Linked DNA regions of Homo sapiens: region 2 is linked to region 1. Evidence: chromatin loops called from intact Hi-C (ENCODE). Cell type or tissue: breast epithelium. All regions are shown on one strand. Each heading gives the region's core, and the rest is flanking DNA. Links, peaks and the distances in the headings are about the cores only. Region 1 holds the start of SERPING1 (serpin family G member 1). Region 2 holds the start of SMTNL1 (smoothelin like 1).

The links. A loop is a pair of places that touch in the nucleus more often than their neighbours do. Peaks named below come from ENCODE experiments on the same cell type or tissue, not always from the same donor. Only the 100,000 strongest peaks of a DNase experiment are listed, where the experiment ranks them.
Region 2: a loop joins it to region 1, with 16 times the contacts of the local background. A loop is called at or near these places in 2 of 110 quality-filtered maps.

The regions. Positions count from the first base shown.
Region 1 is chr11:57,594,515-57,605,792 of GRCh38, forward strand. It overlaps SERPING1 (serpin family G member 1), which reads left to right and starts at 3,171. Exons shown (of 8, transcript NM_000062.3): 1 at 3,171-3,208; 2 at 3,735-3,807; 3 at 5,365-5,863; 4 at 7,521-7,655. The coding sequence starts at 3,757. In breast epithelium, for the core only: no CTCF peak of the experiment used is centred there; DNase peaks (open chromatin) are centred at 3,137, 3,647 and 4,035; H3K4me3 peaks cover 3,485 bases; H3K27ac peaks cover 4,810 bases.
Region 2 is chr11:57,533,876-57,545,153 of GRCh38, forward strand. It overlaps SMTNL1 (smoothelin like 1), which reads left to right and starts at 3,720. Exons shown (of 8, transcript NM_001105565.3): 1 at 3,720-3,767; 2 at 8,766-9,499; 3 at 9,749-9,881; 4 at 9,994-10,045. The coding sequence starts at 8,768. RefSeq lists an enhancer at 9,528-10,418. In breast epithelium, for the core only: no CTCF peak of the experiment used is centred there; no DNase peak of the experiment used is centred there.

The sequences.
Region 1 (11,278 bases), core at 2,262-10,261:
AGTTGTGTACTATCTGTGGGAGAGTTGAGAAAATAGTCCCTCCAACCATTTTCTGTGTCCCAAGAACGGAGTGACCCTGATTTCTCAGAATTCTTTTGCCCTGTTTCCAAGTTTTGGATAATTTTTCTTTTTTTCTTTTCTTTTCTTTTTTTTTGAGACAGTCTCACTCTGTTGCCCAGGCTGGAGTGCAGTGGCGCAATCTCGGCCCACTGCAACCTCCACCTCCTGGGTTCAAGCAATCCCCCCACCTCAGCCTCCCAAGTAGCTGGTACTACAGTCGTGCACCAGCATGCCTGGCTAATTTTTGTATTTTTAGTAGAGATGGGGTTTTGCTATGTTGGCCAGGTTGACCTCGAACTCCTGACCTCAAGTGATCTGCCCACCTCAGCCTCCCAAAGTGCTGGATTACAGGCATGAGCCACCATGCCCAGCCGAAAAATTTCTCTTAAGAAGGAAAACTAAAGGTGTTTAGTTTTTCACACTCTATAATGTGAGAGAGTTCAGCTACAGCAACTTGTACCTTCAGTATTAGAGGACTCAACTAGGAAAAAACCTGATAAAAATGCTCTGAGTACAGGAAGAGCTTTAGTGAGAACTTGTACCTCATTCAACATCAGGAAATTCACAGGCGAGAGAAGCCATGTGCACCTACAACATGAGGGAAGAGGGATTCTGTGGGTTCAACTCTCCTCAGTCACCAGAAGGAAAGGTCCTTGTTACAGAGAAATCCTAGACCTGCTCCCAGTGGGAAGAGAACTGAATTCACAACCTTACACTGATTGAATATCTCAACATCCACACTAGGGAGAAATTCCGCAAACATCCTGATTAAGTCAGTTTCAGCTCCAGCTTCAGCAGGCAGGGGAGACTTCACAAAGCAGACATCATTTAAATGTGCAGAGTGCAGGAATGGCTTTGGCCAGAGAGCTATTATAGATGGCTGAAGGAGGTAGACCCACAAGCTGGGAAAACCTCTCCACTGGGGCTTTTTCACCCTGGAACTTTGGCCCACAAAGCATCGTACTCTTGCAGCTGTACCCAGAATATTCCCTTTGCTGTCTGCTTCAGGTTAGCCCCTGGTGTGTGTCAATAATTTGTAAGGGTTAATAAAGAACTGTTGGGTCAAACAGACCTGGTCCACATCCTGGCTCTGTCACTTACTGGCTTTGTGATATTAGGTAGATCAATTAATTTCTCTGAGCCTCATTTTAACTTGTTTAAGATGGGATTAATATAGCACCTACTTCATAGGTGATGAGAATTAGTGAGAGGATGAATGTAAATGCATGGTGAGCACTCAGTGAATTAGGTTGCTTTCCACCACCTTCTTTTCCTTTGGCTGACCCATTTCCCAGAATCCACAAGCTCATAGTCCCTTTGAGCCCACCAGCTTGAGCACTGGGGATGGAGAAACGTTGTTTTGTGTGCAGCTGTTCAAACGATGGCTCTGATGTTATATAACTTTCCCATGGTTTAGGAGGTTCCCAAGTGGCTTCAGAGAATAAAGCACAAAGCTGGGGAAGACTCTTTCTGGGTCTTGTCCAAGGACCCCCGAGGAGACACACAAATATTCTCCTGTTTCTGTCCTTGGTCAGTCCCTTAGAGTAGCAGTTCTGGTGCTAGCAGCAAACTTTCCTGAATGCTCCAAACACAGCCAGAGGATAGGCCTGCAGTGAGATGACGATAGAACATGATAGCTATATTAGGTCATCAGAGACAACCTGTTTGTTTTGCAGATGAGGCAGAGTTATCAGATTTAGCAAAAATACAAAATGCCAATTATATTTGAATTTCAGATACACAACAATGACAACAAAATTTATTTTACCATAAGTATATTCCAATGTAAGCATTTTTACCATAAGTATATCCCAATGTAAGTTTTTTTTTTTTTTTTTAGAGACAGCAAGTGTCTTACTCTGTTGCCCAGGCTGGAGTGCAGTGGCATGATCAATGCTAACTGCAGCCTTGAACTCCTGGGCTCAAGGGATCCTCCTGCCTCAGTCTCCTAAAAGGCTGGGATTACAGGTATGAACCCCCAGGCCTGCCTACTTCGTGTGTTTTATCTGGCAATGCTGAGAGGACAGCTAGATGTCGAGGACAGCCAGATTTCGAGGACAGCCAGACGTCAAGGGGGAAAGCAACTTGCTGGCTCACACAGCCAGCCAGGTCTATTGTGGAGCCCTAGTCGCAAACACATACACCCCAGCTTTCAAGTTTTTAAATATTTATTTAGTTAGTTATTTGTTTTTTGAGACAGTCTTGCTCTGTCACCCAGGCTGGAGTGCAGTGGTGCAATTTCAGCTCACTGCAACCTCTGCCTCCCAGATTCAAGTGATTGTGCCTCAGCCTCCCTAGTAGCTGGGACTACATGTGCGCGCCTGCACTGCCCAGCTAATTTTTGTACTTTTAGCGGAAACGGGGTTTCCCCATATTGGCCAGAGTGGTCTCAAACTCCTGACCTCAAGTGATCCACCCACCTCGGCCTCCCAAAGTGCTGGGATTACAGGCGTGAGCCACCGTGCCCGGCTAGCTTTTTTTTTTTTTTTTTTTTTAATTAGGTTGAATGCTTGTTGAGCTGGGTGCCTCACATCCGTTGTCTGTTATACAAAGAACTACTGATTATGGGTCTCTACGAGCAAAAATGGCAGAACACCTACAGGGCACAGGGGAGATGGGAGCAGGGATTAGGCTTCAGAATACTTCTCCAAATGAGGGTGATCAGGGCCCGACATTTCACTGCTCTAAGGCTCAGTATCTTAACTATCAAATGGGTACAATGGGGCACAAAGGGTTACTTTGAGGAATAACGGAGGTGAGCAATTTCCAAAAAGTTCATTCCTTTAAAAACTGCGGAGCACATTTTGTGTACATGCTGTTTTTATTGTTACTCATGAAGACGCGGGGGAAGCTTTGGTTGTGTAAAGCTGAGAACTGCACCCAAGCTTCCCCGTTCACCCCACCTACCAGGGGATTTGGGCTAAATTCCTGGCCTGGCCCACAAAGAAGACCAAGCGGTCAGTCCCATTCCGTCCCATCCTGATTTACAGGAACTCACACCAGCGATCAATCTTCCTTAATTTGTAACTGGGCAGTGTCCCGGGCCAGCCAATAGCTAAGACTGCCCCCCCCGCACCCCACCCTCCCTGACCCTGGGGGACTCTCTACTCAGTCTGCACTGGAGCTGCCTGGTGACCAGAAGTTTGGAGTAGGTTTGGTGCTGGGCAGGGGTGGGGAGTAGGGTGGAAAGCATGGAGTGAAGAGGTCTAGGGAGGGGGTCTCCTCACCCCCGCCTTCCTGCCCGCCTTGATCTCGGGGGTCTCTATAGGCTTGCTTCCACCTGGGACTTCTGCCTCCTCCTACCCCAGCCCCTCCCGCCTCAGGCCTGTTGTGCTCAGCCCCCCAGGACCTCCCCTCCCCCACGCCTCTGGCCTCATTGTTTGGTTAAAGCAGGACCCCCTCCCCCTCCCACCACCTCCCCTCCGACTGAACAGATGGACAGAGACCCGGGCCCACGGGGAGAGGAAGGGCCAGCCGGTGCCGGGAAAGGGAAGCGGTTTGGGGAAAACAAAACAGAGGGAGGAGCCAGGGAGAAGGTGGCCCCAGGAGGGAGGAGGAGGGAATTCGCTAAGAGGGACTGGGGCCTGAGACGGAATGGGGGCGGGCCCCGGGCGGGGTGGGGGCCCCTGGGCTCCCAGGGTGGGAGCTGGCTCCGAGGCTGGCTGGCTCCGCAGGTCCGCTGACGTCGCCGCCCAGATGGCCTCCAGGCTGACCCTGCTGACCCTCCTGCTGCTGCTGCTGGCTGGGGTATGTGGTCCCTTGTGGGATGGGGGACGGGGGTGGAGACGGGAGGCGGGATGGTGCGGGGTGCGGGCGGTGGCTGAGGATTAACCCTTCAGGCTCCGGGGAATGAGGAGAGCTCCTCTTGGGATCATTGAGTGTGATCCTTGCACACGCACTCGTAGATGGTGGAAAGAGCTCAGGACTCAGACAGATGCAAGTTCTAATCTTGGCGGGCCATGTAGGAGCTGCGCAGCGTGGTCCTGAGGACGTCACTTTTCTCAGCCTACTCCTCCTGATTTATAAAATGTTGAATAAACAGATCCCACCCTGTCCACCAAGCAGGCTTGGCAGGAGGATCACATAGGGCAAGGAGATGGGAAGCATTTTGTGATATCAAAGCAAGAGTTTGTTGTAGAAAAGAGCTGTGGGGAGGAGAGGTTTGGCTGCTGTGACACAGACGGTGGTCCCAGGCTAGGGCCTGTGAAGACAGGGAAGAATGGTAGCAAACATACGTGGGTCTGGGTGGGGGTCAATAGCAGTGAGAGGTCCCAGTGGTCTGGGAGGTCATGGACTAGAAATAAGGCTAAGAAGTGCAGGATCCCAGGAGAAAGGTAGGTAGGGGTGTGTGTATGTGCGTGTGTGTGTGTGTGCACGCGCAAGTTGGTATCACATACTCAGCAGATGATGTAGTTATGAGCAGGGAGTTTGGAATCAGAGACCTTGTTTTGACCCCTAGCTGTTTCTCCCATTTCTGTGAGACCCTGGACTAGTTAATATGTGTCGGTATGAGTTTCTCTACCTGTGAAATGGAGCTAATGCGTGGTTTCTCAGTGGAGGATCTGTTGACATTGGGGCTGGATAATTCATTGCTGAGGGGCTACCCTGCGCATTTTAGGATGTTTTGCAGTATATCTCTAGCCTCTACGCACTAGATTCCGGTAGCATCTTCCCTGCTGTCTCCCTGTGACAACCAAAAATGTCTCTGGACATTGCCAAATATCCCCTGGGAGTCAAAATTGTTTCAGAGCCGCTGGCCTATACTACTTCTCTCTCCCTCCCTTCCTGCCTCCCTTCTTTCCTCCTTCCCTTTCTTCGTTCCCTTCCTAATGTGTACTGTTTTTCCACACCCACTAATGGGTTGCAACCCACAGTTTAAAAATTTACTGTTCTAAATCAAGGAGCACAAGTTCAAATGTCTGTACTAGCCAAGCAAGTGAGTCAAACAGGTAGATATTTACAGGAAATTGCAAGAACATAGATAAATGACAACACTCAGCTTCACTGTTTGGAAAACAACTTCCTACAGGGCAGTAATTGGTCAGAGATTACAGAGTCCCTGACTATCCCTCATCTTCTGCAGAGCACATTCCTGTGCACCCCCACCCTCACCCTGTATTGCCCCTTCTCTGAGGAATTAGTGGTGGTGGTTCTAAGACAGATTGCTCATCTGCCGCACTGTCAGAAATTACTCTCTTGTACAGGACATTTTCCACATCCACACCTTCTCTTCCTGCTTTGAGTATTTTAGAGGACTGTGCCTCGTAGTAAGAAAAAAATGAAACTCAGTTTCTTGAACCACAGGATAGAGCCTCCTCAAATCCAAATGCTACCAGCTCCAGCTCCCAGGATCCAGAGAGTTTGCAAGACAGAGGCGAAGGGAAGGTCGCAACAACAGTTATCTCCAAGATGCTATTCGTTGAACCCATCCTGGAGGTTTCCAGCTTGCCGACAACCAACTCAACAACCAATTCAGCCACCAAAATAACAGCTAATACCACTGATGAACCCACCACACAACCCACCACAGAGCCCACCACCCAACCCACCATCCAACCCACCCAACCAACTACCCAGCTCCCAACAGATTCTCCTACCCAGCCCACTACTGGGTCCTTCTGCCCAGGACCTGTTACTCTCTGCTCTGACTTGGAGAGTCATTCAACAGAGGCCGTGTTGGGGGATGCTTTGGTAGATTTCTCCCTGAAGCTCTACCACGCCTTCTCAGCAATGAAGAAGGTGGAGACCAACATGGCCTTTTCCCCATTCAGCATCGCCAGCCTCCTTACCCAGGTCCTGCTCGGTAAGACCCTGCTTGAATTCTCTCCAGGTCATTTGTTGGACACTCCCATAAGAGTCACCAATCCAGACACTTACAAAGCCATGCCTCTGGGAAGAAGCTGTAAAAATGGGCTATTATATATTGGGGGTGGGGTAGAGGGATGTATCTTTTCATTCTTGAACATTCCATCATTTCACAGTGATGTAATAGGCACGATTGCTTGTAAAACTCTGTGACTATACAAGAACATATAAAATAAGGTCGCAGCCACTAACCATGTTTCATGGCAAGGAGAGGTGATAAGAAAGATGAAATTAGGCGCAGTGGCTCACGCCTGTAATCCCAGCACTTTGGGAGGCCAAGGCGGGTGGATCACCTGAGGTCAGGAGTTCAAGACCAGCCTGGCCAACATGGTGAAACCCTGTCTCTACTAAAAATACAAAAATTATCAGGGAGTGGTGGTGCATGCCTGTAATCCCAGCTACTTGGGCAGCTGAGGCAGGAGAATCGCTTGAACCCAGGAGGTGGAGGTTGCAGTGAGCCGAGACCGCACCATTGCACTACAGTCTGGGTGACAGAGCGAGACTCTGTCTCAAAAAAAAAAAAAAATTATCAGAGATAGACCTAGAGTAGATGTGGTTAGTACTGCCTTCTAGCTCTGTGACCTTGGGCAGATCACTTTAACCTCTCTGAGCCTTGAGTCCTCTTGTGTAAAATAGTGATGATGCTATCTACCTCAAAAGATTAAGAAGCAGAAAGCCAGGCCGGATGCGGTGGTTCACACCTGTAATCCCAGCATTTTAGGAGGCCGAGGCGGGCAGATCACGAGGTCAGGAGTTCGAGACCAGCCTGACTAACATGGTGAAACCCCGTCTCTACTAAAAATAAAAAGAAATTAGCTAGGCATGGTGGTGCACACCTGTAACCCCAGCTACTCAGGAGGCTGAGGCAGGAGAATCACTTGAACACGGGAGGCAGAGGTTGCAGTGAGCCGAAATCATGCCACTGCACTCCAGCCTGGGAAGACTGAGCAAGACTCTGTCTCAAAAAAAAAAAAGAAGCAGCCTAGTGTCTGACTTAGTGGGAGGTCAAAAAAATGTAAATCCTCTGCCATCTTGAGGGATTACTGTCAAGTCCCATTTGGTAATTACCCTAGGAATGGCACAAACAAATTACTACAAGCAGTGGGGACAGAGCTATTACTCCCCAGAGAGAATTCTAAAAAGGCTACAGAATCTTTCTTGGCTGGGCACGGTGACTCACACCTATAATCCTGGCACTTTGGGAGGCCAAGGCAGGAGTTCAAGACCAGCCTGGCCAACATGTTGAAACCCCATCTCTACTAAAAATGCAAAAATTAGCCAGGCATAGTGATGCATGCTTATTGTCCCAGCTACTTGGGAGGCAGAGGTGGGAGGATTGCTTGAACCTGGAGATTCAAGTGAGCTGAGATTGCACCACTGCATTCCAGCCTGGGCAACAAAGCAAGACTCTGTCTCAAAAAAAAAAAAAAAAAAAAAAAAAAGAGAGATTGAGAGAACACTTCCAGCTCAGATGATCTGTGATCCCCTCCAAAGCAGGGAATACCCTCCATTCCAGCCTGGTCCCCAACCCTCATTCCCAAGGAAGGCCCCCGACTCATCCTGCAAGTATCTTTCATCTCTGCCCTTTGTTGCAGGGGCTGGGGAGAACACCAAAACAAACCTGGAGAGCATCCTCTCTTACCCCAAGGACTTCACCTGTGTCCACCAGGCCCTGAAGGGCTTCACGACCAAAGGTGTCACCTCAGTCTCTCAGATCTTCCACAGCCCAGGTGAGTGCCCAGGAATGGGCAGTGTCTGCAGAGGAGGGTCCTGAGAGGACTCTGAAGGGGGACCCAGCGCTGGGGAAAGAAAGGACAGAGGGAATGTTGGAGCTACAGTATCAGGGATGGACTGCAGAGCAGGTGAAGACCTTGGCAGGAGCATTAGGTCACTCCAGGAACTAGACTGTTCTTCTAATGAGACCTTAGACAAGTCTCTGGCATTCATCAACTGCTTTAGAATAAAAATAACCGGGCAGGTACAGTAAAATAGTGATGATGCTATCTACCTCAAAAGATTAAGAAGCAGAAAGCCAGGCTGGGCGTGGTGGCTCACACCTGTAATCCCAGCACTTTGGGAGGCCGAGGCAGGTGGATCACGAGGTCAGGGGTTCGAGACCAGCCTGACCAACATGGTGAAACCCTGTCTCTACTAAAAATACAAAAATTAGCTGGGCATGGTGGCGGGCACCTGTAATCCCAGCTATTCAGGAGGCTGAGGCAGGAGAATTGCTTGAACCTGGGAGGCGGAGGTTGCAGTGAGCCGAGATGACGCCACTGCACTCCAGCCTGGGCGACAGAGCAAGACTCCGTCTCAAAAAAAAAAACAAAAACAAAACAAAAACAAAAAAAAAAACAAAGAAGGAGAAAGCCGGGCCGGGCATGGTGGCTCTCATCTGTAAGTTCAAGGAGTTGAAGGTATGCTAGGACTTTGGGAGGCCAAGGCCTTCAAGACCAGCCTGGGCAGCATGGCGAAACCTGTCTCCATTAAAAAAAAAAAAGTTGGGGGTACGGCTGGGCATGGTGGCTCACACCTGTAATCCCAGCACTTTGGGAGGCTGAGGTGGGTGGAACACCTGAGGTCAGGAGTTCAAGACCAGCCTGGCCAACATGGCAAAACCCTGTCTCTATTAAAAACACAAAAATTAGCCTGGCATGGTGGCAGGCGCCTATAATCCCAACTACTCAGGAGGCTGAGGCAGGAGAATCGCTTGAACCCAAGAGAGTGAAGGTTGCAGTGAGCTGAGATCATGCCACTTCACTCCAGCCTGAGTGAAACAGCAAAACTCTGTCTCAAAAAAAAAAAAAGGAAGAAAGAAAAAAGGCCAGGCGCGGTGACTCACGCCTGTAATCGCAACACTTTGGCAGGCCGAGGCAGGCGATTCACAAGGTCAGGAGTTCGAGACCAGTCTGGCTAACTAACATAGTGAAACTCCGTCTCTACTGAAAATACAAGAAATTACCCTGGCATGGTGGTGTGCACCTGTAATCCCAGCTACTCAGGAGGCTGAGGCAGGAGAATCGCTTGAACCTGGGAGGCAGAGGCTGCAGTGAGCCGAGATCGCGCCACTGCACTCCAGCCTGGATGACAGAGCAAGACTCTGTCTCAAAAAAAAAAGGCCGGGCGCGGTGGCTCATGCCTGTAATCCCAGCACTTTGGGAGGCTGAGGCGGGCGGACCACGAGGTCAGAAGATCAAGACCATCCTGGCTAACAAGATGAAACCCTGTCTCTGCCAAAAAAATACAAAACTTAGCCGGGCATGGTGGCAGGCGCCTGTGGTCCCAACTACTTGGGAGGCTGAGGCAGGAGAATGGCATGAACCCGGGAGGCGGAGCTTGCAGTGAGCCGAGATTGCGCCACTGCACTCCAGCCTGGGCAACAGAGCGAGACACCATCTCAAAAAAAAAAAAAAAAAATGGGGCGGGCGGGCCAGGCGCGGTGTCTCACACCTGTAATCCCAGCACTTTGGGAGGCTGAGGTGGGCGGATCACTTGAGGTCAGGAGTTCAAGACCAGCCTGGCCAACACCAGGAAACCCTGTCTCTGTTAAAAATACAAAAATTAGCCAGGTGTGGTGGCACGCGCCTGTAGTCCCAGCAGGAGAATAACTTCAACCTGGGAGACAGAGGTTGCAGTCAGCTGAGATCGCACCACTGCATTCCAGCCTGGGTGACAGACCGAGACTCTGTCTCAAAAAAAAAAAAAAAAAGAAGAATACCCATATGCATTCATTAATATATAGGGCTAGAGGGCTAGAGAGCTATAGACATAAAATAGACAAAAAATTTTTTTGCTCATTTTTGGGTCAAAGGAGTCTTGGGACTCTAATTCTTTTAATTTTTGTGTTATGTGAATTTGTTATCATTTACATGTATTATGTTATTAAGTAGGTAATAATGATAATACTAATAATAAACTTACAAAACGATCCAATGTAGTTGTTTTCAGACTTTGTTCCTCGGAGCCCTAGGACTTTGCAAAGCTGTTTCTGGAGTCATGGTGGGAGTGGGGTGTGGGGAGCCTGAGCAGTGGGGAAGGGTTCACCACTTCCTGTGAGAGGGAAACGGACCAGCTGGGCTCTGAGCTCCCCACCCAGCCTCAGCCAGGGTCCATTTTATATTGTGGGCTTCAGACATGCCTTTGTTTGAAAGCAGTTCTGCTGCTTTAAAATGTTTGATAACCATTGAACTAATCTACCCACCTCCCTTTTTAAAAAAAAAAGGAAAACTTTTTTTTAAGCTGTTTTTTTTGTTTTTTGTTTTTTTTTAAACTGTAAAAACAATACTTAGGTCTGGCTCAGTGTGCCTGTAATTCCAACACTGAGAGGCTGAGGTAGGAGGATTGCTTGAGGCTAGAATTTCGAGACTAGCCTCTGGGCAACATAGACAGACCTCATCTCTACAAAAAATTTTAAAAATTATCCGGGTGTGGTACGTGTCTGTAGTTCCAGCTATGAAGGACTGAGACGGGAGGATTGCTTGAGCCAAGGAATTCGAAGTTAGAGTGAGCTATGTTTATGCCTCTGTACTCTAGGTTGGGTAACAGAGTAGGACCCTGTCTCTAAAAAAAAAAAAATTTAATTTAAATTTTAAAAACTCACCTATCACCCCATCATCTGAAAAACACCCTCTTTCAGATGTGGGAAAAACATGGCTCAGAGGTGTTCAAGAAATGTTGCATTTATTTATTACTTACAAAGCTGTAAGTCAGCTTTATCCGCTGTCTTGCTAGGTTGGTGAAAAATACGTAACAGCATTCAATATTAGGGCTTCTATCCCCATCTAGCTGCACACTGGAGCTGTGCCAAGCAAGGTTCTTGGTCTTATGTTGTACTTAGGCATCAGCAAAGCCTGGGAAAATATCTTTTTTTTTTTTTTGAGACAGAATCTCGCTCTGTCGCCCAGGCTGGAATGCAGTGGCACCATCTCAGCTCACTGCAACCTCCGTCTCCCAGATTCAAGTGATTCTCCTGCCTCAGCCTCCCGAATAGCTGGGATTACAGGCTGGTCTTGAACTCCTGGCCTCCAGTGATCCACCCACCTTGGCCTCCCAAAGTGCTGCGATTACAGGTGTGAGCCACCATGCCCAGCTGGGGAAAATATCTTTAATCTACTTAGTCCTAGAAAAATTATCTTTCAAGTGCTTTTTTTTTTTTTTTTTCAGTGGACTGAAGGCTTTTGCAGAGCAAAAGCCAGGAAGTTTTGTCACAAACTTCCACCAAGGCCAGGAAGCAGAGTCTATTCCGTGCCAAAATTAAGGGAAGAAAAGAGGGAAAATCTAGGCAAATGGAATTTAATATCTCAAAAAGATTATCTTGCCGAGCCATAGTCACATAGCAAGCTGAGGCAGCGGA
Region 2 (11,278 bases), core at 1,676-9,675, 61 kb before region 1:
TCCATGGTAGATGCTCAATAAAAATAAATCATTGTTTTCATTCTTTTTCATTTTTAAACTTTCACTGGGGCAAATTTATTTTTATTTTTACTTAGGATTTTTGAGGCAGGATCTTGCCTTGTCACCCAGGCTTGAGTGCAATGGTATGATCAGTGCTCACTGCAATCGTGAACTCCTTGGCTTAAGCAATCCTCTTACCTCAGCCTCCTAAGTAGCTGGAACTAGAGGCATGAGCCACCATGCCTGGCTAATTTTTTTTTTTAAGAGATAGGGTCTCATCATGTTTCCCAGGCTGGTTTCAAACTCCTGGGCTCAAACAATCCTCCTGTCTTGGCCTCTCAAAGTGCTGGGATTACAGGCATGAGCCACCCCATGCCCAGATGGAATATTTAAAACATACAGAAAAGCAGAGAGAACAGGACATTGAGCTTCCATATATTCATCACCAGGACTTAGGAATTGTTAACATTTGTCCATATTTTCTTCATCTATTTTTATCTCTAACAGATAAAGCCCTTTTATTTATTTATTTTTTCCTTGAGACAGGGTCTCTGTCGCTCAGCCTGGAGTGCAGAGACCCAATCATAGCTCACTGTTAGCTTAAACTCCTGGGCTCAAGCAATCCTCCCATCTCAGCCTCCTGAATAGCTAGGACTACAGGCGCAAGCCACCATGCCTGAGTGGTTTTTAAAATTTTTTGTAGAGATAGGGTCTTGCTATGTTGTCCAGGCTGGTTTCAAACTCCTGGCCTCAAGCGATCCTCCTGCCTCAGCCTCCCAAAGCACTGGCATTACAGGCATGAGTCACTGCACTGGGCCCTGCTTAACAAAAAAAATTTTTTTAAACGGAGTCTCGCTCTGTCACCAGACTGGAGGATAGTGGCACGATCTCCGCTCACTACAGCCTCTGCCTCCCAGGTTCAAGGGATTCTCCTGACTCAGCCTCCCAAGTAGCTGGGACTACAGGCGCATGCCACCACACCCAGCTAATTTTTGTGTTTTTAGTAGAGATGGGGTTTCACCATGTTGGCCAGGATGGTCTCAGTCTCCTGACCTCATGATCCACCTGCCTTGGCCTCCCAAAGTGCTTTATACACCGCGCCCGGCCAACAAATTTTTAAGTGCACAAAATAGTATTGTTAACTATATGTACCATATTGTACACAGATTTCTAGAACTTATTCATCTTGCATAACTGAAATTGTATACCCATTGAACAGCAACTCTCCATCTCCCCAGCTGCTCAGCCTCTGGAAAACCATTGCTCTTATTGATGATGATGCTATTGTTATTATGATTATTTACTATGAGACTGTGTCTTTCCTCTATGTGGAGACCTACAGGTAGGAATCTCCAATGGTCCCAGTTGAATTGCTTCTTGTAGAAGACAGTTTAGATAGCCTCAGACTTTGAAGATATCCTTAGACTCCAGATATGTCATCCAAAGCTACTGATCTCTGTCAACACCATGCTGAAACTCTGGCTCCTCATTCTACCCTGCATTCTACCCCTTCCCAACCTTGCAAAGGTGAGTTGTATATTTGTCATTCATCGTGGGTCAGTATTGTCCTCTTGGGTGGGACCCCAGCCCCAGAAGAAGAGATGCAGAGTTTTCATCTAGAATCACTTCAAGTGGGCCCTGACCACTCATGAGAGGTGCAGAGAATACAAAAACAGAGGTTTCCTGTAACCTCCCTTGTGATGAAATGGCTTACGTCATTCTATTCACTTGAAGAAAAAGCTGGCCCTGGCTTAATCACTGTCTGCACTATTACTGTTTCCCATCACTTCTTCTTACCTCCATGGCTGATACTGTGGTCCAAGCCACCACCATCCTGCACCAGGGTCACTGAGTTTGTCTCCTGACTGCTCTCCCCACTTCTATCCATGCTTCTTCACTTTATTCTCAAAACAGCATCCATCCAGAGTATATCTGCCCAAGATTGGCGAGTTTTTCCACATCTCTCTCTGGCTTGCTGGTTTTTTGTTTAAATTCATTTCTCTTATCCTACTGTCATTAGATATTGAAAAGAGCAAAATACTCTGGGCATGGTGGCTCATGCCTATAATCCCAGCCGGGTTTCAAGTATTACTAGAGCCGGCTGGCAACCATTAATATTGGACTATTTCATGACTAGTACCCAAACCTAGATGCACAGAAAGATCTCTCTTTCAGATCATCCCGGGCAAGACCTCCAAGTTCCTGTCATATTTCTGTTAATTAATTAGTTATTTCATTCAGTATGTATTTATCAAGTACCTAATATGAGCCAGGCAATTCTGCTGGGATCTAGGCATACAGCCATGAGTATGGTAGATAAAATCCCTGCCCTCATGGAGCTTAAAGCCTAGTGAGAGAGTCAGATAATAAGGAAATGAATAAGGTAATTTTAGATTTAGTATTATGAGGACAATAAAAACTGCTGAAATGAGGGAGAGGAATTGAAGGTCATGGAAAACCTCTCTGAGGGAATGAAATTTCAGCTAAGTCCAGAAGAATGAGAGGGAGGCAGTCTTACAAAGAGTAGAAGGAAAAACCAGTCCTGAGTCTGAAAAGGGATGGATTTATTTAAGGAATAGGAAGGAGGCCAGTGTGGCCCAGTGGTGGGGCTTGGGGTAGGAGGACTGGGGGGGATCCCAAGCTTCGTGGGAGTGTCCTCTGCACCCATTCTCCAAAAGTAGTGCCTTTCTTAGATTGTAAAACACACAGAGAAAGTGAAGACTTTTTTTTGAGATGGAGTCTCTGTCACCCAAGCTGGAGTGCAGTGACTTGCTGCAACCTCTGCCTCCCAGGTTCAAGCAGTTCTCGTGCCTCAGCCTCCCAAGTAGCTGAGATTACAGGCATGCGCCACCAAGCCCGGCCAATTTTTGTATTTGTAGTAGAGACAGGGTTTCACCCTGTTGACCATGCTGTTCTTGAACTCCTGGCTTCAAGCAATCCACCCGCCTCGGCTGCCCAAAGTGCTGGGATTACAGGCATGAGCCACCATGCCCAGGCTTGTTTTGTTTTTTTCTTAGCAAAATGTCAGTTCAGTATAAAAATGTGTTCAGAGCCTACTGTGTACCTGTCACTTCAGCTCAAAATAGAACTCAGGAGTTTTGTATTTTCCAGGCTCCGTCCAGTGATCCGTCAGCTTGTCCCATCACTTTTGCCCTCTCTGCCCCTCCCCCTCCAAATCTCTCAGTCAACTGTGAGCCCCAAGACACATCCCCTGTGTTGGCAGCTGCCCTACTCGCCCCCTCCTTAGCCCAGCCTTAAGCAGCTGCTTTTGTCTGAGGACGAGGGAAAGGGGCTATGTAAGGAACGTGGCGGGGTGGGTGTGAAGGGAGCACAAGAGGCCTCGCCTGGGCTCTGGATGAGCAGTGGAGGCCAGGGCCATGCTCTAAATGAGTCCTGAAGATGGTTGTCAAGGTCCCTAGGGTTAGGAGAGTCCACTGGGGAGAAAGATGACCACAGGACGGATGCTGCCAGGCTCAGGGCGGAAGGGACGTGCCGTGATTGAAAGGTGCCACCTGTCAGATCTTCCACGGGAAATCCGAGCCTCCCAGTCTAGGGTAAAGTGTTGTACCAACAGGCCAGTAAACAATGCTCTTCAGGCAGCCCAAGACTCTTGAAGTGGGGGTGGGGTGGAAGAGGGAGAGGAAGGGGGGAGGCGGGACCAAAGAGCTGGGGGCTAGAGGCCACTGGGGCTTAAAGGCAGCCTGGGAGTGAGGCCACTCAGCTGGAGCAAAGAGACAGCTCCCAAGCCACAGGCAGAAGCCCCACAGGTAGGAGAAGCCCTGGCACCCTTTCTAAGGGTCCCTCCCCATCTGCCAATTCTCACTCCCACTGTCCAAGGGCCAGAGCCTCCCAGGAGGGCCCCCCATTTGGAGAAATCCAGGCTCCTTTCTAATTCTCTCCACCACAATGTCTACTCTCTTTAGATGCCTGGGGTCTCAGCCCTGCACCAGAGCACCTACAGAGCAGACTGCAAGTGGCCATCCACGAGGAGGCCACAGAGCAGGGGAGGGGACCTTGGGAGTCTCAAGAGTCAAACTGGGTTGGGGGGTAGACTGTCTAAGCCAAGCCTGTCCAGCCCACAGGCTACCTGTGGCCCAGGATGGCTTTGAATGTAGCCCAACATGAATTCATAAACTTTCTTAAAACATTATGAGATTTTTTTTTTTTTTGCAATTTTTGTTTTAGCTCATCCACTATCGTTAGTGTTAACGTATTTTACATGTGGCCCAAGACACTTCTACTTCTACCAGTGTGGCTCAAGGAAGCCAAAAGATTGGATACCCCTAGTCTAAGCAATTGAGGTCGGCCTCTCCAAGGGAGGGCCCCTGGCTGAGTGGGGAAGGTGGAAGCCTTAGGACAACCAGATGACAGATGAGGCTGCAGTGGGTGGCAGACGCACCACAGAACATCCAGTGTTTATACTACTGGGAGTTTGGATCTTGGGCTCCTGGGTCCCTTTCCTCCTGGTCTGCCAGAAGAAACAGGAAGAGAGAGGGAGGGGAGATATCTGCAGTGCTGCTTTGGACACAAAACAGGGATGGTTTGGAGACTTCCTGGGGAAGGAAGGAGGAAGGAAAGGAGAGAATAAGAAAGGAAGGTGGGGGCAGAGAAACTTTCATGAAGGGCCTACTGTGCACCTAGAAGAAAGAGGGAGGAACTCCTCGGCTGAATCTGACTGCCCTTCCCAACTGGTGGGGTGCCCCCACTCTGGGCCAGGGCCTTTGTAGGGACACTGGGCTGCGGAGCTAGTGGGAGCATATATTTGATGTGAGCTCTGGAGTGGAAGTTGGGATACTTGGATTCTAGATAGAGAGCCAGGCCACTTGTCCTATAACTTTAGTCAAGGGACTTCAACTCCCTGAGCCTGAAATCCCCATTGGCTCCCTAATGGGGCCAATAACCTATTCTGAAGGGTCGGAGCAAGAAATGACCAAGAGAAAGCAGGGCCTCCGCAGCATAAGCTGTAAACTGCTGTAGGGCTGTGAATGCTGGGGGTGGGTGGTGGCGTCCTGGTTTCTCAGCATTCTGAGCATCTTCACTCCTTTTCTATTTGTGACAAGCCTGGAGGGTGGAAAGCTGAGGTGATAAACACGCAGGATAGCCGAGGTGTGTGTCCGTGTGCGTGCACCTACCCTTCCCCTCCACCACCCTAAGTATGCAGCGTGTAGGCAGAAGGAAAGATGGTTAGAGCGGCCAGTCTCAGTGGCTCATACCTATAAACTCAGCACTTTAGGAGGCCGAGGCAGGAGGTTCACTTGAGGCCAAGAGTTTGAGACCAGCCTGGGAAACATAGCGAGACCCCATCTCTATAAAAAAAATAAAAAACAAAAAATTAGCCAGGTGTGATGGTGCACATCTGTGGTCACAGCTCCTCAGGAGGCTGAGGTGGGAAGATCCGTTGAGTCCAGGAGGTAGAGGTCACAGTGAGCTATGATTGAGCCACTGCACTCCAGCCTGGGCAACAGAGTAAGACCCTGTCTCTTAAAAATAAAAGATGACTGGAGCACTCAGCTATGTCTTAGCCAAATAGTGTCATACTTTGAGGTATAAAAAGGGCTTGTTATCATCCTACTGGCATTCAGTTCTCTCTGCCTTGACTCACTGATAAATGCCCTCAAGGCTGGGTCAGGACCTTGCCCTGGCACAGGGCTGGGCACAGCCAACCCACATCATACGAGCTGATGGGTGCTGAGTACTCATTCATGCCAAGCATGCCTCTGAATCCTGTTTTGTTTTGTTTTTTTAAGAGCTGAGGTCTCACTTTGTTGCCCAGGCTGGAGTGTAGTGGCTATTCATAGGCATCATTATAGTGCACTGCTTGACCTCCTGGCCTCAGGTGATCCTCCTGCCTCAGCCTCTTGAGTGGCTGGGACCACAGGCATGTGCCGCCACGTCTGGCTCCAGATATTTTCTAAGCATGGGCTTTCTTAATCCTCCACCATCCCTATGGGATGGGACCTATTGTTGTCTGCAGAAATCAAAACACAGAGAGGATGGATAGCTTGCTCAAGGTTAACACAATTAGTAACCCATGGGAGCTGAGATCCCATCACAGGAAGACACCAGAATCAATGATTTTCACTGCTAGTCCATGTCACCTTCCAAACAAGAGCAGAGAGAAAGAGGGGAAGGGATTGTGTTAGACCAGCATTTGCCATGCTTTCTTCTGCTGCTAGAGAGAGTGGTAGATGCTCCTCAGGGAAAATCAAAGCAAAAAGAAAAGAAAACAAAGGGAGGAAAAAAAAAAGTCATGGTCAAATAGGTTTGGAAAAAAGTGAGTTAAATGAAGTTTAAGCAAGGTTTAGGTTTCTTGACTATCTGGTTTCTAAAATCTATTTAAATGCTAATGAAGTTATATATCTGTTTTTGTTTTGTTTTGTTTTGTTTAATTTTATTTTCCTTACTATAGAGACAGAATTTAATATGTTGCCTAGGCTGGTCTTGAACTCTTGGGCCGAAGTAATCCTCCCACCTAGGCTTCCCAAAATGCTAAGATTATAGGCATGAGCCACTGCGCCTGGCTGAAACTGTATATCTCTAAGAGGGTAAAGAGTAGGCTTTTTTGTGGAGCAACCTTAGCCAGAGAATATCCTTTCTCCCAACCCCACAGAAAACCCTATCCATGTCACGGGAGACCCTAGTTTTCCACAGAACACAATGTGGAGAACCTGATCCAGATGAACCCCATCATTGTCAGTTGAAACTGAGGCCCAGAGAGGGAAAACTACTTGCTCAGGTCTCAGTGGGGACTGGAAGATGCAGGTCACAGCCAGCTCCACAACTTCACACCTCCCGGCATCTCTGCTGATGTGCGTCCATCCCCCTGGCTCATCTTCCCTCTTTTTTTTTTTTTGAGACGGAGTCTCGCTTTGTTGCCCAGGCTGGAGTGCAGTGACGCGATCTCGGCTCACTGCAACCTCCACCTCCCGGGTTCAAGCAATTCTCCTGCCTCAGCCTCCCAAGTAGCTGGGATTACAGGCGTCTGCCACCACACCCAGCTAATTTTTGTATTTGTAGTAGAGATGGGGTTTCACCATATTGGCCAGGCTGGTCTTGAACTCCTGACCTTGTGATCTGCCCGCTACGGGCTCCCAAAGTGCTGGGATTACAGGTGTGATCCACCATGCCCGGCGTCATCTTCCCTCTTACTTTAAGACATTGCTGGAGCCGCTGAACCAGGAAGGGGCTCTAGCAGGAATCAGAGGACAGTGTGAGCATCTTTACAAATCCCAGCCTACTTTTAGGAAATAGTGAGGGCATCGAATTCAGGAACCCCAGGACTCTGGGTAAGACCCCAGTGGGTGGTGGGAAAAAAGCCCTATCCCTGTCTTCTTGCCTCCTGTCCTCTGCCCAATTACCCAGGTGCCCTCGGTACTATCACTGAGAAAGATGGTACTGCCAAGGGCAGGGGGTATTTTTAGTGTGTGACAGGAGTGTCCACTTTTCTTACTGCCTGAGTCATGCCCTGAGCCCTATTTGGGGATTGTTTTCTTTGTAACTACACCCCCCAAAAAGGGCAGGAGCATGAAGGAGCTAACCCGGGGCCCCCACACACCTGTTTTTGTAGATCCTCCAGTATATACAGTACTTAAATAGGAAACTCCGAGTTAAGATGTCATAATCTACCCCCATGCTCCCGGGGGCAGTTGGAGAGTCAGATTGCTCAGCAGAGGCCAGGGAGAGTACGGCTCCATTCTTCACTCAAGGAAACGCTTCCTTGCCCAGGCCCACCTTTTCCAAAAACCACAGGCTGGTAGAGCTGGCAAAGCTCCAGAGACCAGTTGGCCCTGGGGTTCCCAAATTTCAGCCATTTTTATACACCACCTCTATAATTTTGCTACATCTGCACTGCCTATATTCCAGTTTCCTGAATTACTTCCTTTGAATCAACTTATTTTTAAGTTCAGTAAATGTATTTTTAAAAGACACTGTATCACTGTTGGAAATGGAAACTCAGTATCACTTACCAGAGATAGAAAGTAACTGTAAAAATAAATACAATGGAAACAAAATGGTGTTATTCAATTCTATCTAGATACTTCTGCTTGCCTAGGCTCTCAGGGGAGAGTAGCAATTGTTCCATAGGTGTTCTAGGATGCCAGTATAAAACTGTGACCAGGCACTGCTCATGCCTGCAATCCCAGAACCTTGGGAGGCCGAGGCAGGTGGATTGCTTGAGCTCAGGAGTTTGAGACCAGCCTGGGCAACATGGCAAAACCCCATCTCTACAAAAAAAAAACACACACACACACACACACACACACACACAAAAATTAGCCAGGTGTGGTGGTAAGCACCTGTAGTCCCAGCTACTCAGGAGGCTGAGGTTGGAGGATCACCTGACCCCAGGAGGCAGAGGTTGCAGTGACCTGAGATTGTGCTCCTGCACTCCAGCCTGGATGACAGAGCGAGACCTTGTCTCAAAAAATAAATAATACAATAAAATTGTGACCACCTCAGTGGCTTAATCAAAAAGAGGCAACATGACTGAAAAGGCATTATGTGATTCAATGTTCTTTAAAGCCAAAGCCAGAACCTACCGAGGGGCATCAGGTGAACACCATCCAACGTCATGTCAATGTAGCCCAACCATCCCAGCTTTGGGGAAGCACTTCTCTCTCCTTCGTGATTGGGCCCCATGTCCAAGTAGGAGCCAAGACTGAACCACGGACTTCCTGACTCCCAGGCCAGAGCTCTCTGAGGGTGGGGTCTTCACCTCATGCTGGGCTGGGGCATGACCAGGTCTGCTTGTCTTCTCTTTCCAGAGATGGAGCAGAAGGAAGGGAAGCTCTCTGAGGATGGGACCACCGTCTCCCCAGCTGCGGACAACCCTGAGATGTCAGGAGGTGGAGCCCCTGCAGAGGAGACCAAAGGCACAGCTGGAAAGGCCATCAATGAGGGGCCTCCCACTGAGTCAGGAAAGCAGGAAAAGGCACCAGCCGAGGACGGCATGTCAGCAGAACTCCAGGGGGAAGCAAATGGATTAGATGAGGTCAAAGTGGAATCTCAGAGGGAGGCTGGTGGGAAAGAGGATGCTGAGGCTGAACTTAAAAAGGAGGATGGTGAGAAGGAAGAGACCACTGTGGGTTCTCAGGAGATGACTGGCAGGAAAGAAGAGACCAAATCTGAACCCAAAGAGGCTGAGGAAAAGGAGAGCACGCTGGCCTCTGAGAAGCAGAAGGCTGAGGAGAAAGAGGCCAAACCTGAATCTGGGCAGAAAGCCGATGCCAATGACAGAGACAAGCCTGAACCTAAGGCAACAGTTGAGGAGGAGGACGCCAAGACAGCCTCTCAGGAGGAGACAGGCCAGAGGAAAGAGTGCAGCACTGAACCCAAGGAGAAGGCTACTGATGAAGAGGCCAAGGCTGAATCGCAGAAGGCTGTTGTGGAGGATGAGGCTAAGGCTGAACCCAAGGAGCCCGATGGGAAAGAGGAGGCCAAACATGGTGCAAAAGAGGAGGCTGATGCAAAAGAGGAGGCGGAGGATGCAGAGGAGGCAGTGAGTGAGGCAGGAAAGGAGCAAGGAGGCTCTGTCGTCTCCTGCTTCTGGAAGCAAGCCCCCTCTGCTTCAGTCAGTTGGGAAAGTCCAGTTTTCCTCCTGATGATTTCCAGAGCCCAGGGTGGGGGAGGGGGGACAAGGAGTGCAGCACCGTAGTCCCAGGCTGCCTTTCAGAACTTTCTGAAGTCCTCATGAAGCCAGGGCAGGTGCTGTGTGACCATGAGCTCACGCAGATCATGCTCATTCCAGGAGCCAGGCAGTCCCAGCGAAGAGCAGGAGCAGGACGTGGAAAAAGAGCCAGAGGGAGGGGCAGGGGTGATTCCCAGCTCCCCAGAGGAGTGGCCTGAGAGCCCCACTGGGGAGGGGCACAACCTCAGCACAGGTGAGTGAGAGCCCAGAGCCCATGGGATGCTGCAGAGGCCACCTGGGGGAGGGGCGCAAGAAGCATGCCATGGATAGCCCCAGCTTCCCTCCCTCCTTTCACTTTCCTCCAGATGGGCTGGGTCCAGACTGTGTAGCTTCCGGACAGACCAGTCCTTCAGCCAGGTAATGTCAAACTCTGGGGCTCCAGCTCCAATTCCCCCTACCTCCTGCTTCCCTCAGCGTCCACCATCAACTCAGTCTGGGTTCCCCCAGCACCTGATTTCAAGATATTCGAGGATTCCTGGCATTCAGCTTCCTATCCCAGGGCAGAGCCCAGGAAACAAAAGAAGCCAGAGGCATGGTCGGCTGCAGTGGCTCACGCCTGTAATCCCGGCACTCTTGGAGGCTGAGGTGGGTGGATTACCTGAGGTCATGAGTTCGAGACCAGCCTGGCCAACATGGTGAAACCCTGTCTCTACCAAAAATACAAAAATTAGCTGAGCGTGGTGGTGGGCACCTGTAATCCCATCTACTCGGGAGGCTGAGGCAGGATAATTACTTGAACCCAGGAGGTGGAGGTTGCAGTGAGCCGAGATTGCGCCATTGCACTGCAGCCTGGGCGACAGAGCAAGACTCCCTCTCAAAACAACAACAACAGCAACAACAAAAAACCAGAGGCAGAAAGGAGCACGAAGGATACCTGGTCCACTTCCCATGCCATGGCTGAAGTCTGCCCTGTGGCATCCCTGACACTTCACAGGAGCTCCTTATCTTTCAGCTGAACATGTTTCCATGGTGCCAGTCATCCAAAAAGCATGATCAGAAAGCCCGAGTTGGGACAATGGTTCTGCCATGTACCAGCTGTGTGACCTTGGCCATGTCACTGAACCTCTTCTCATCTGTGAAGTGGGCATAGCAATTGTATCTACCTCGTAGGATTATTCTCAGGCTTCAATGAGTAACAAGTGCAAAGCACTTTAGCCCAGTGCCTGGTCCCTGGCAGGTGCTGGATAAAATAAGAGGCTTATGCTTGCCATTGCACAACTTCAGTCATTAGAAGGATTATCTGGAGCTGAAATCTGCCTCCTTGTCCTCCCCCCATTTTTTTTTTTTTTTTGAGATGGAGTCTTGATCTGTCGCCCAGGCTGGAGTGCAATAGTGCGATCTCAGGTCACTGCAACCTCTGCCTCCCGGGTTCAAGCGATTCTCCTGCCTCAGCCTTCCAAGTAGCTGGGATTATATGTGCGCGCCACCACGCCTGGCTAATTTTTGTATTTTTACTAGAGGCAGGGTTTCACCATGTTGGCCAGGCTGGTTTTGAACTCCTGACCTCAGGTGATCCACCCACCTTGGCCTCCCAAAGTGCTGGGATTACAGGCATGAGCCACTGTGCCCGGCCTCCTTGTCCCTTTCTTA